Linked DNA regions of Homo sapiens: region 1 is linked to region 2. The links are chromatin contacts, found by Hi-C or POLR2A ChIA-PET in ENCODE. All regions are on one chromosome and are shown on one strand. Each heading gives the region's core, a stretch centred on a gene start or an enhancer-like site at or near the end of the contact. The rest is flanking DNA. Distances are from core to core; before and after follow the strand shown.

What was found. Hi-C counts contacts between places; a loop is a spot of excess contacts on that map. ChIA-PET counts read pairs that join two places held with the same protein, here RNA polymerase II (POLR2A). Pooled maps may share reads with other maps.
Region 1: a pooled map shows a loop between it and region 2 (4-fold over the local background). The contact joins the promoter of FGD1 here to the promoter of FAM120C in region 2. A Hi-C loop is called at or near these places in 7 of 50 pooled maps. POLR2A ChIA-PET finds 5 or more read pairs at or near these places in 3 of 52 experiments (GM12878, PC-9 and activated B cell).

Annotation. Positions count from the first base shown.
Region 1 is chrX:54,492,071-54,498,615 of GRCh38, reverse strand. FGD1 (FYVE, RhoGEF and PH domain containing 1) reads left to right here and starts at 2,382. Exons shown (of 18, transcript NM_004463.3): 1 at 2,382-3,490. The coding sequence starts at 3,184. RefSeq lists a silencer at 2,270-2,319.
Region 2 is chrX:54,180,204-54,186,852 of GRCh38, reverse strand. It overlaps FAM120C (family with sequence similarity 120 member C), which reads left to right and starts at 3,599. Exons shown (of 16, transcript NM_017848.6): 1 at 3,599-4,353. The coding sequence starts at 3,655. RefSeq lists silencers at 3,167-3,266, 3,837-4,046, 4,057-4,106.

The DNA.
Region 1 (6,545 bases), core at 1,133-3,632, 310 kb before region 2:
TCACCATTTTGGCCAGGCTGATCTCGAACTCCTGACCTGAAGTGATCCACCCACCTCGGCTTACCAAAGTGCTGGTATTACAGGTGTGAGCCACCGCACCCGGCCTTATTTATGTTTTCAAAAGATATACACTGCCTATAGTGTAGAGAATAGATTCCAGAGAACAAGACTGAAATAGGGAGGCTGTGACAGTATTGCAGGTTAGAAATGGTTCTGGTCTAAACCAGGGTAGTGGCCCCAGAAATGTAGAGACTACATAAATAGATTTGGTAGGAGGTCAAAATGATGGGACTTGGTGACTGCATGGGTGATGGAGGAGAGAAAAGAATTAAGGGTGTAACCCGGGTTTCTGCTTTGACTGGGGTCATTCACTAAGGTAAGACACAAAGAAGGACAAACAGGTTGGAAGGAGGATGCCTTGAGTTGGGAAGAAGCTGAGGTTTTAGGTGTCTCTGGGATATTCAGGTAGAGCTGCCTAATAACCAGTTGAATGCATGGGTCAGGAGAAATATCTGGTTTTGAGGTATCAATTTGGGAGTCATCAGCAAAGATATGATCATTGAAGCCAGGGGAGCAAATGAGATAAAGAAAAGAGCGGCCTGTAATCCGAGGCTTCTCTTTCCTCAAGTGGATCACTTGAGGTCAGTAGTTGGAGACCTGCCTGGCCAATATGGCAAAACCCCGTCTCTACTAAAAATACAAAAATTATTCGGGCTTGGTGGTGCATGCCTGTAATGCCAGCTACTTGGGAGGCTGAGGCAGAAGAATAGCTTGAACCCGGTAGGCGGAAGTTGCAGTGAGCCTAGATCGCGCCACTGCACTCCAGCCTAGGCGACAGAGCAAGACTCTGTCTCAGAAAGAAAGAAAGAAAAAAAAATCACATGTAGAGAGAGGACAAGAGCGCTCAGGCCAAAGCCCTGAAGAGCACCAGCATAAAGCGTTGGACAAAGAGGAGCCTGGAAAGTAAAAAAAGAATTACTAAGGAAGTAGAAGAAAAACAAGGAAAGTGCAGTGTCATGGAAGTGGTTTAAGGAGGAGGGAGTGGTCAACAGTGCCAAATGCTATCAAGAAACCAAGTAGGATAACCTCTGAAAAGATTCTATGGGGGCTGGGCGCGGTGGCTGACGCCTGTAATCCCAGCACTTTGGGAGACAGAGGCCGGCGAATTACAAGGTTAGAAGTTCGAGACAAGCCTGGCCAGTATGGTGAAACCCCGTCTCTACTAAAAATACAAAAAAATAGCTGGGCGTAGCTACTCGGGAGGCTGAGGCAGAAGAATCGCTTGAACCCAGGAGGCGGAGATTGTAGTGAGCCGAGATCGTGCCGCTGCATTCCAGCCTGGGCGACAGAGTGAGACTCTTGTCTCAAAAAAAAAAAAAAAGAAAAGATTCTATGGGATTTAGTGAGATGTTTCATGGCAGACCCTGATGAGAGAGAGCAGTTTCAAGCAAGTAGTGGAGGCAGATTGGAGTGGGTTGAAAGATAAGTGGGAGGTGGGAAAATGAAGACAGTTGGGTGTAGGCAACTCTTTTGAGAAGTTTGTAGAAGAGAAGAGAAGGAGGTGGTTGGAGAGGCAGAATTCTTGGTAATTGTTTATTTGTTTTTAGATGGAAGAGGTCTATGTTTAGATGCTGTTGGGAAGGAGCAAGGACAAATTCCTAGGCTTCGTAGCAAAAAGTCAAGAGCTTCCTCTACGGTGGCTCTGTTTACTCTCTGCAGCAGGTCAGGTTATTTGCTGAGGGTTACAGGGCAGATGGAGCACTTGGGGTTTGAGGGGAAAGGAGAAGGTTTGAAATGGTCACTGTGGAGAACAGAGGGAGAGCTGACTAGTAGGGTTGTGGGTCAAAACTGAGGGCCTGGTAGAAGCTGGGAACCATGGGTTTATAGTGGCACAAATCTGTGAAGTTGAATAGTTTTCCCCAGCAATGTTTAGCTGCCTGGGCGCAGGCATGGAAAAGGCGGACAGTTGGACCGATTCAAGACTGGGATGTTGCCAGGCGGATGCGACAAATCAGGGAACTGAGGGTATTTAAGAAAGTGACTAAGTAAGGGACCAAGATATCTGGTCTGAGCAAAGTGAAGGAGAATCAGAGACAGGTCCTCTATGAGCCAAGCCCTAGGAACACTCAGGAACATGAAGAAAGGGTTTTGGAAAAGAGAGTGAACGGCAAGCAGAGGGGGGAAGACCTGAGATGGGATGGAAGGGCAGATATGGGGGGAGGGGGTTGAGCCCGGAGACTTGCCTGTGGGGAAAGCAGGCTGAGGGGGAATTTTTTAAGGGGCAGGAGGGCCTTGAGAGCGGTAGCAGCGAGAAGTGAGGCGGCCCCGAGCGAGGGGGCGTGGTCAGGCGCAAATCCCGGGCGAGGGGGCGGGGCCCCGGTAACTGGGTCCCAGTGCCGCTGTGGCTGCGGCTGCCTCTGCGAGGCTCCCGCCTCCCCACCCCCCTTCCCAGGGCTCCTTCCCGCCCGCCGCCGCCGAGACCCAGGCTGAAGCTGGGGAGGACGGTGGAGCCCGGCCCAGGCCGTTCTCCTGCCCCCGCGGCTGGAGCATCGTCTGGGACTACTGGCTGAAGGCGAGCCCCGCAGCCCAAGCGCAGCGCACACGCGCGCCCCCGGCCACCGCCGTTCTCTCTTCCCTCCCCTCCTCTCCCCTCCCCTCTCCTCCGCCCCCGGCCTCGGCTGCGGCGGGAGGAAGAACGCTTCCCAACCAGCCAGGAGAGCCCAGATCTATTCCCATTCGGGGAGAAAGAAGAGACCCCGCACTTGGATCCGACCGACTTCTCGCCCCGGGGCCACGGAAGTGGCTCGCCGTCCACCGGAGAGTCCCCGCCGAGCGTAGCCCTCCAACCCTCGCCCAACCGCAGCCGCATAGACAGCGCTCCCCAGCGGGCCCCCGGCCCCGCCGAGCCCACTCCCCGCGCGGGGCCGGGGCCGGGGCCGGCGATGCCTGGCACGGCAGCGGCGGTGGCCGCGGCTGCTGCTGCTGCTACTGCCACCGCTGCCACGGCTGCTGGCCCGGGCCCGGGCTGGGGGCTTGAGTCTCTGCAGTGGGGCTGAGCCCGCAGTCCCGCCCCCCGATCCTGAGGCCGCTGCTCCGCCGGGCGCCGGGCCTCCTCCGCCCGCGCCTCCGCCCCAGGAGCTGGAGCCAAGCGGGGAGCTCGGGCCCCGCGCCCAGGCCCGGACCATGCATGGCCACCGAGCCCCGGGGGGCGCCGGGCCTTCGGAGCCCGAACACCCGGCCACGAACCCGCCGGGCGCCGCTCCGCCGGCCTGTGCCGACTCGGACCCTGGAGCCTCGGAACCCGGACTGCTGGCGCGCAGGGGCTCAGGTTCGGCTCTTGGCGGCCCACTGGATCCCCAGTTTGTCGGACCCTCGGACACCAGCCTGGGCGCTGCTCCAGGCCACCGGGTCTTGCCCTGCGGTCCCAGTCCACAGCACCACCGGGCCCTGCGCTTCTCTTACCACCTGGAGGGCTCGCAGCCTCGGCCTGGTGAGTGAGCGACTGAGAGAGCATGGGAGCCCGGGCCACGGGCCTGGTACTGGGAGCGGGTTCTTGTTCTCGAGCCCTCTAAGCCCCACCTCGGAACAGGCTCGCTTACCTCGGCCCTTTGGGTTCCCTCAAACCCCTCCTCCTCCCCACGTCCCTTGGCCTTATGTCCAGTCCTTTCAACCTCTGTCCCCATCTCCTCTCTCTGTCCCTTGTGCCCCTCAACCTCTCCAACCCCCTTCTCCTCTGTCTGCTGAGGCTAATGGGAGAGGGAGCACTCGCGAGAAAAAGAGGGAGGATTGCAAGGCAGCAATCCTTGGATATTTGGTTGGGGAAACCAGGGTTTCGTTTGGAGAACAGAAGAAAAAAAGGAGCCTTACATTTGCCAAGCGCCTACATTGTACCAGGCACTGGACTGGGTGCTTTACATGGATTTTCATTTCAGCTTCAGGAACCCTCATGAAGTAGATACCATTAGTCCCATTTTGTAGGGAAGGAAACTGAAGCTCAGAGAAGTTAAGCAACTTGCCCAAGGTCACACAGCTAGTATGGAGCCACGATTCAAACCAGATCTGTTTGTGTCCAAAGTCTGTGGTCTTTCTGCTTCCCCAAACTGAGGCTGGAGACCATGAAAGTAATGCCAAGCCTTCTGCTTATGTGATTTTCTCCTGTACTATTCAGCAGCCCTGGAGTATGAGCGGAAAAAAAAAAAAAAAAAAAAAAAAAGAAAGACGGTGGATTGATCCAAGGTTGAGATTTTGCCAGGTGTGTGTGGCGGGAGAACAAGGGAAGGAAGGAGTAGAAGGTGCTGAGAGAGAAAGGTGGAAGAGGTGGGCCTTGGGAGTCAGGCTAGAGGAGAAGGCTGGAGGGGCTGATAGGTAGGGAGACAGCAGAAAAGCCAACAGAGGCAGAAGCCAGTTGTAGCAGGAGCTGGAGAGCTGCAGGTCCACGAGGTTGGTTGTGATGTGAAATCAGGATGGTTTCTTGGATTTGAAAAGGTGGAGCAGCTTTAAGTCAGGCTGAGGCCACAGACCACTGCCTTTGTGCTACACAGACCTGAGTGTCTGAGGAGCACAGCAGGACCTTCCCCATCTGGGGACATTCTCATACGGGCCTGAGCCCAGGAGCCACAGAAGAAGAGCAGCGCACATCTGCCCTGCCTTCCACTGGGACTGAAGGAGTTGTTAAGCCCTTGGGGGCTCCCGGGTTCACACCTCAGGCTCCACAGATCTCTGGGACCGTGGCCTTGCACCAGGTAGCAGTAGTGAAGTATAAAGCATGGGTAGGATGTGCCTTTTGGTGCCTTCATGACCTTGGGCTAGTCATGGAACCTCTGGGAGATTTCAGGGGGCTCCCTCAGTGTGGGCTGAAGATAACCAGCTGGCAACAGGCCCTTAACACCTTGGCCTGCATGTTACTTCTGCTGGCTTTCCAAACTCCCCTTGACACTGTGTAAAGCCAGTGCCTTTTTGCAGCTGCCAAAACAGGCCACAAGCACTCCCACCCCAGGACTTTTGCATTGGCTTTTCCTTCTGGCTGGAAGCTCTTCCCCTAGCCCTCCACCTGGCTTGCTCCTCGTCTTGCATGTCTCAGGTCAAATGTCACCTCTTCCAAGAGACTGTCCCTAACCACTTTAGGTAGGGCCACTTGTGAGTCTCCATCAGAGACTGTGAGTGTGCTTCCATCTTTGCACTTAGTACAATCTGAAATTATCTTATTGTATGTGTCTACTCGTTTATTGCCTATCTTCCTCTACTAGAATGTGAGCTCCATGGGGGCAAGGCGATTATATCTCTTTTGCTCACTGTTGTATCCCCAGCAACTAGCGCAGTGCCTAACACGCAGTAGGTGTTCAAGAAATCCTCATTAAATAAATGCCTAAACAGATACTAAAGAAGCACATAGTAGGCCCTCAGTAACTATTGCCTAAAAGAAGGACACCAAATTCCTGCCCTCTGGATACTCTTGATCTGAAAGTCAGTAGCTGGGCAATGTCTAGACCCCCAGTCTCTGGCCTCTGTAATCAATACAAGGTGATGATTCTGAGTATGCCTTCCCAATCCACCAATTCATTCAAATTACAAATCATAATACCCTTCCTAAACCACTCTCCTCCTCCCCAAAAAGGCAACACAGAGTTCCCAGGATCCTTTTCCCCAACGAAGTCCTTGCCTCTGTAATTGCATAGTGGGTGTCTTTTTTTTTTTTTTTTTTGATTCAAGATGGGGATTAGGAATAAGACAAGTGTCAGGGAAGGACCTGGCCTCCTATTCTAACTAATTCACTTTGTGACCCTGGGTGAGTGACTTTTCTTCTCTGAACCTCAGTTTCTTCATCTAGAGAATGCAATGAGGAGTCTATGAATTAATGGTTGTAAAGCCTGCAGCATGGTATAAATCCTCAGCAACCAGGAGTTTAAAAAAATAAAATTAAGTTAAAAAATAAGAGAAAAACCTTCTGAAGAAGAGGCGGAGGAATTACTCAGGCCCTGACTAGGCGGGCGCCGGGCCATGTGATTCACTGCAGCATGGGTTGTGAGAGGCCACCTCCCCCACTGCCCAGCCGGCCCAGGGGTAGGCACAAGTGACTTGGCTTCTCTCTCCATGGGACTCGCCTATAATTGGCCCTAAGAGGGCAGGGTTAGTGGTTGTAGGGTGTGTGTGTAAGAGAGAGACAGAGAGGGTTTCCTGAGCTTCAATTAAAGGGCTGAAACATGCTGGTCCACATGTTAAGATTTCTGTGTGCCTGCTGACTTCCTCCCTAACACTGCTGAGACCTTTATTGAATCACCATCTTTAGGGCTCAGTGGCTCATCCTGGGGGTGGGGGGAGGCTTTTAAAAATAATAATTGTATCTTAGCCATGTGAACAGCCTTGAATTGCTTCAAAGTGCTTTCTCTTTTAGTGATCCTGTCTGCTTCCTGGTGGGGAAAGGTACAGTTGTTATTATGCCCATTTTCCAGGTTGATTAAACCGAAGTCCTTGTTGGATCACTGGGAAAACCCAGTGAAATGCCAGAGAGGGGTTTGAGAGAGTCAGAAAGCGGTTTGCTTGCAGGG
Region 2 (6,649 bases), core at 2,350-4,849:
CTTTCTTAGGGCATTTAGTAAAAAAGGGCTTAGTATTGTAAATCCTTCCTCTGTTCCTTTGAGATGTTTATGTATTTCCTACAAACTACAGAGTGTTTGTTTCTCAAGGGCCTGGAAGCCAGTCCTTTGAAATGTAGGGTAGGGCCTCTGTCTCCCAGTCTCTGGGAGGATAAAAATCTAACTTCAGTAATTGCCAGGTAGCAGACACAGCTGGCCTAATCACATTTATACTGAGAAACCCTCTGTAATTTTTCACTTCCATGACGCTACTGAGTCCCTGCTTGCTTTCCTTCCCTACTCCCTCATTTTCCCTCTAAAATGCCCAGTCACCTCTGTGCAAATCAGAATGAAGCTCAACTCTTTCCTCTTCTGTCAGTAGTTACTGAATAAAATCTGTCTTCACTGCTTTAACTAATGTTACTTAAACCACAGATTTCTGGCCCCACACTCAGAGTTTCTGATCCTGGAGGTCTGAAGTGAAGCCTGAAAATGTACATTTCTAATAGTTTGCAGGTGATGCTGATGTGCTTGCTCCAGAGACATACTTTTGAGAATCACTGCTCTGGTCAGGCACGGTGGCTCATGCCTGTAATGCCAGCACTTTGGGAGGCCAAGGTGGGCAGATTACTTGAGGCCAGGAGTTCGAGACCACCCTGGCCAACATGGTAAAACCCTGTCTCTACTAAAAATACAAAAATTAGCCAGGCGTGGTGGCGCATGCCTGTAGTCCCAGCTACTTGGGAGGCTGAGGCAGAAGAATCACCTGATTGCTTGAACCTGGGAGGTGTAGGTTGCAGTGAGCCGAGATCGCGCCACTGTACTCCAGCCTGGACGATAGAGTGAGACTCCATCTCAAAAAAAAAAAAAAGAGAATCACTGCTCTGGCTGATCAATTATGGTCCCTATTCACAGATTTGATCTTCTAGTGATACAGATTCTTTAAAACCTTATTTGACTGCCTGTTGGTTTCATTTTGAGGGGACTCAGAATGCTAAAAACAAGTGCCAAGAATCTTGTCAAGTTAGGCTCTTTGAAGCTTCAGATCTGCTAAAGGAAACAGCCTGGATCATCCTGTTGTGGCTTCTATTCATCACATTTAGGAGCGCTGGAGAACAAGGAGTACTACTTAGGAGGCAGATATAGATAACTTCGTTCCAATTGCCTTGATGCCAGTTTCCTAACTGGTGAAACCTTTGAGACAAAATTGAGATTCTGCTGTAATTCAGCAAGGCCAATGAATATCTGACCCTCAGCAAATGCAGATCTCTTGTTATAAGCAAAAGGGGCTGCTGTTTTGAGTCCCAAGAGCAATAAGCAAATGCTTCACTGCCAAATAACACAGAATGCCAACTTCCTTCCTATCAACTGATGCAGAGGTCTCTGATCTCTATCTGTTCTACATTTTAGGGTCTCTACAAAAAATAAAATTATTCAGGCATGGTGGCATGTGTCTGTAGTCCCAAGCTACTCAGGAGGCTGAGGCTGAAGTCGAGGCTGCAGCGAGCTGTAATCACACCACTGCATTATCTGGAAGCTGGGAATTGAACACAATGAAGACTCTATTTCTCACCTTTGTTCTTCTCTGAAAGTCTGCATTTTTTCTCTCTTTCTGCAGACCAGCATCTTTCACTTCTGTCCCTCTGGTGGGAAAATTGGTTGACAGCTTCCAAGCTTTACACTTAGAGAAAAGCTGGTATCTCTTGTCTAATTGCAAATTTCTAGAAAATGAGATTTTGATTGCCCCAGGTTGGATTAGCTGCCCACCTCTGACCCAATAAGCTATGGTTATAGGAACACGACAGTTTTTGCCATAACCCTATAAATGGGGGAAGGTGGAGGGTCAATTCCCGGAAAAGAGGGGCTGGGCAGACCGTCCCACACGTGTCCATTATACTAAAAAACCTCCATTCCTTCCATCCTTCATCCCTTCAAGCCACTGCTCTCTCCTTTCACTGCTTGCTTTCAAGAGTTAACTATGTACACTGCCTTGCCATCTACTTATTCTTTGACAATCTGGCTTGTTCCATCTCCACTATTTTATAATTTCTTTTATGTAGCTTGAAGCTTTTTTGCTTTTGCATCCTAATAGAGTATTCCCCTATCTCATTCATCCCGATCACTCTTGGGTTCTGCACTTCTGCATTCTAACTCTGCCTGCCATTATCTCCCATCTTCCAGTAAGTTCCAAGCCAGATCTGGCTACTACTCATTTCAGATCTTGTTTTCTGCTTTATTCCTGCTGAAAGAGTGGGCCGGCCCTAAAAGCCAGAAAGAAGACAGGCACTGCATCTGTTTCATCTCAGTATGTTGAAAATACATTTTTCAAAAGATTATGACTCCATACATCTGAAATTAGAGCCCTTGCAGCTATTTAGAAAAGCTCCCGACAGACTAAAACACAATGAAGTTTGGAAACCAAAGGCCCTAACCATAGGACATAGTGGATCTAGGAGTACCAAAAAGGTACAATTTGTAATGTAATTTGTGTTGGTAATTATCTCCCTGCCCAAAGAGATGCTGAGGGCAAGGATATTCGATTTAACTTTGTCTCTGCATTGCCTTAGGCAAGTAAATAATGTAAGTTTCTTTTTATTTATTTATTTATTTTTGAGACGGAGTCTGGCTCTGTCACCAGGCTGGAGTACGGTGACATGATTTTGGCTCACTGCAACCTCCGCCTCCCAGGTTCAAGCGATTCTCCTGCCTCAGCTTCCCCAGTAGCTGGGATTACAGGCACGTGCCACCACGCCCGGCTACTTTTTGTATTTTTAGTAGAGACGGGGTTTCACCATGTTGGCCAGGATGGTCTCGATCTCCTAACCTCGTGATCTGCCCGCCTCGGAGGGATTACAGGCGTGAGCCACCGCGCCCGACCAGTTACGTCTTTCTTAATTGGGACCAACAGCTCTTTAAATATTATCTTTCCACTAAGGGGAAAATCCTCCCTCCTGGGGAGTTTTAGCTCACTTTAGCTGAATTCAGTCAATCCACTCTAACTTCCATTCCCATGATGCATCAATCCATCCCCCAAAACTCTTTTTCCAGGAAAAAGCAGTAAATAACCTAAGCAACTCAGTGAGATGCAAGGAGTTGGAGTGCAACTCCTAAACACTCATCATCACGCCCCGCTTCCTGTGACCCTGTGAGCACAAGGGCTGAGAAGGGTGGTAGTCTGGTTCCTCGACTATATCCTAAGGCCATAGAGAAGACTACAACTACCAAGATGCCCCTCTCCCCGCCCCGCCCCGCCCCTCCTCGCTCCCCTTCCTCCAGCTAGAAAGCGTGTACCACCGAGAAGACGAGGCAACATGGCTCCCGGAGGTGGAAGAAAGAGGCTTCACCCCTTCTAAAGCGGGAAGAAGAGCGGCCGGAAAGGAGAAAAAAGAGAAGTGACTAGAGCCCATCCTCGCTTTTATCCTCCCAGCCTCTCCCGGGTCCGGTCTGCCCCTCCCCTTCTCTCTACCCAAATCCAATTTGTGGTCTCCTCCCCTCCCCGCCCTCATTCCCTCGCTTCCTCACCCCTCCCCTCGGGAATCCTTTTCCCGCCCCCCCTCGCCCCCCGCGGAGTGCGCACGCGCCCGCCCCCAGCTTCGCGCCCAGATCGTCGCCTATCCTGCTTGCGCAGCCGCTATCGCGTCTGCCCACCGACGAAGCATGGGTGTCCAGGGCTTCCAAGAGTTCCTGGAGAAGCGCTGTCCCGGGGCCGTGGTGCCCGTGGACCTCCTAAAACTCGCGCGCACGGTCTCGCGCCAGCAGCAGCAGCAGCACTTGCACCGCCAGCTGCCGCCGACTGCAGCCCTAGCGCCCGGGGCTCCACGCGCCGCCAGGGGCTCCGTGCCTCTGCAACCGCCGCTTCCGCCCGCTGCCTTGGGTGCCTACTCCGGGGGCGCGGGGCCGACTCGGCACCATCACCCCGCTCACCACTTCCACCATCATGGCCAAGCGCAGCCCGGGCTGCACCCTCCGCTGCCGCCGCCGCCGCCCCCTCAGCTGCCCGGGGCCCGGGTGCTGGTGGACGCCGGCTCGGCGCTGCCGCGGCTCTATGGCGGCTACCAGACGGATTGGGTGTGTGGCGGCCAATGGAACGCCATGCTGGGCTACTTGTCAGCGCTGTGCCAGGCTTGTGCCTATCCTGGCGGCGACGGCCTGGAGCTCGTGGTCATGTTCCCGGGGGGCCTGGGCAAGGACCGGCTGGCCGAGTGGGGCCGTCGGTGCCAGGCCGAGCGGCAGACAGCGCAACTGATCGTGGGACACGTGGGCAACAAGGGCACCCCTCCACCGCGGGCCTGGTTCCTGCCACCGGCCTGCCTGAGCCACTGCGTGAGGCTAGCACTCATCCGCTTCCGGGTCAAGGTGAGGGAGGGGCCGGATCTTAAATAATAAGCCCCACACCTATTCCCTCCCAACTAAATACCTAACCACCTACCCACTTACCCACTACCCTACCTCCCATCTACCCACCCACCTACCCGCCCAACAGCTAACCTACCTGCCTAACTACCCTCTACCATTTTATCCATTTACCTCCCCCTTCATACCACCCCCTACGGATTCACTCACCTACATGGCCATATCTCTACTCATGTCATCCCAGTAGCTCCCTTTAGCTTCCCTTATCCAATTGGCCTACCACTAGGTTTCAGCAGAATCTAGTCAGAATTTCTTTTGTAGCCTCATCTTTCTCCTGGTGTCTTCTGCCTCAAACTGAAATGCCTTTACCCTGCTTTTGCCAGTTGACATCTCTCTCCTGTATCTCTTTCCAACCTCGCAGTAAATCACTTAAGCAGGTGTGAACTGAACACCTTTCTTCTACATTGTTTTTCCGTCTTCACCCACTGCTGCTTTTTTACCCATCTGTGTCCATTCAGCCTTTTTCATTTCAACATGCATCTTCTTCCTCCTGCCTTAGCCTAAACACATAAAAACCCACTGATTCAGTCACTGTTCAGCAAGTATTAACTCACTGAGTGTAAGGGTTTTAAAGACATGTGAGACACTGCTCATGCCCTTGGAAAGTTAAATGTATACACATGAAACATTTAATTATAGCAATGTGTATGTGATTATGCCTTATGGTCCAGACAGTAAGTACAGTTCCTGTTTTCTGTATGTGGGAGTGGTGGGATATCTTTGGACTAAAGTGGTCAGGGGAGGCTTCCCTGAAGAAGTCGGACCTCACCTGGGTCTTCAAAGGTGGATTGGATTTGAATGAGTCACAAGCTTGGGAGGAGGCTGCTTTAAGTGGGAGGAAGAAAATGAGCAGAAGCAAAAAGGAATATTAAGTGTGCAAGGCCCCATAGGCAGTTAAGTCCAATCTGCATGTAGTTGGGTCACTGCATATGGGGCCTGGGGAACAGCTTGGCAGCATCCCCAGTTCTTGGCACCACTGCTGCTGCTCTGTTGCTTTCCCATACTCTTAGGTTTCAAGTTCCTACGTGTAGAGAATAGCAAGGCTTGGGAAGTAAAGGAGGTGGGCAGGAAGAAGAAAAAGAAAAGTAGTACAGGGTTGGGTAGAAAGAAACCGCAAACCTATTTCCCCAACCAAGGTTCTTGGGGGTTGTCCTTACAGTTAGACAGAACAGGGGATTGTGGGAATCACTTAAGAAGTGGTGTCGGCTGGAGTAATGAGGAGGAAAGAAATTTTAGCTCAGAGACTAAAAGACCTAAACAGAGAAGCTTGCAGTGGTTATAGAGCTTGTGGCTAGAGTCCAGTCATGCTAGACTCGTTCTCAGCATCAAATCTGTGCCTAGAGTGCCTAGATTATAGTTGTTTTAATTTAAACTAATCCAAACGTGAGCTATCTCATACAAGGTTAAAAAAAAAAAAAAAGGCACACATTTGCTTGCTCTTCTGACTGAACATTTTAAGGTAGATTCTTTATTCATGGCCATTCTTTCCACTTTGTTTTCACTGCTACCACCCAGGCTTTTAAGGACTTTTTAACCTCGTTGTTATTAACCTGGTTGCTGGCAATAGTGACCACATTGATGGAATATTTACTATGTTTTAGGTGTCGATCTGTGCACTTCTTTTAAAAAAAATTACCTCATCATCCTCGCAATAACCTATGAAAGCAGTATTATCCCTGTTTTCCAAATGAGGAAACTGAGGCACGGGCTTAGAAACTTGCCCAAAGTCACCCAGAGATAAGTGGCAGGGCTGAGATTTGTGCCTATGTGGTCTTCCTCCAAAGCTCATACTCTAAACAACAGTGCTGCTCTAAAATGAATCTTTCTAAAGTGCCACTGTGATTAGATCATTTCCCCACTCAGCTAAACTCTTCCTTGGCTCCTGGGTAAAGACGTGTTCAGGTCATTCACTTACTTTTTTATTTGAGTGCTTGCTGTAGGCTAAGTACTAGCTGCTTGCTGAGGACTGAGAGGTAAATAAGGGGATCCCGTCCTCAAGGAGGACAAGGTTTAGTGAAAGAGATAATAAATTGCAGATACTGTGGGCTAATTGCAAGTGATGAAAAATGTGGCCCCTATAGGGGGCATGGTTAATTTTGAGTAAGGGAGTGAAAGTTGGGGAAGGCTTCACCGATGGTGCTAAGCCATGAAGAGGGCTGTAGATAGTTCAGATAGCGGACAAGGGTGTGGAGACCCGAATAGCCAGTTATGAGCTCTGAATAGATTTTGATTGGAGGTT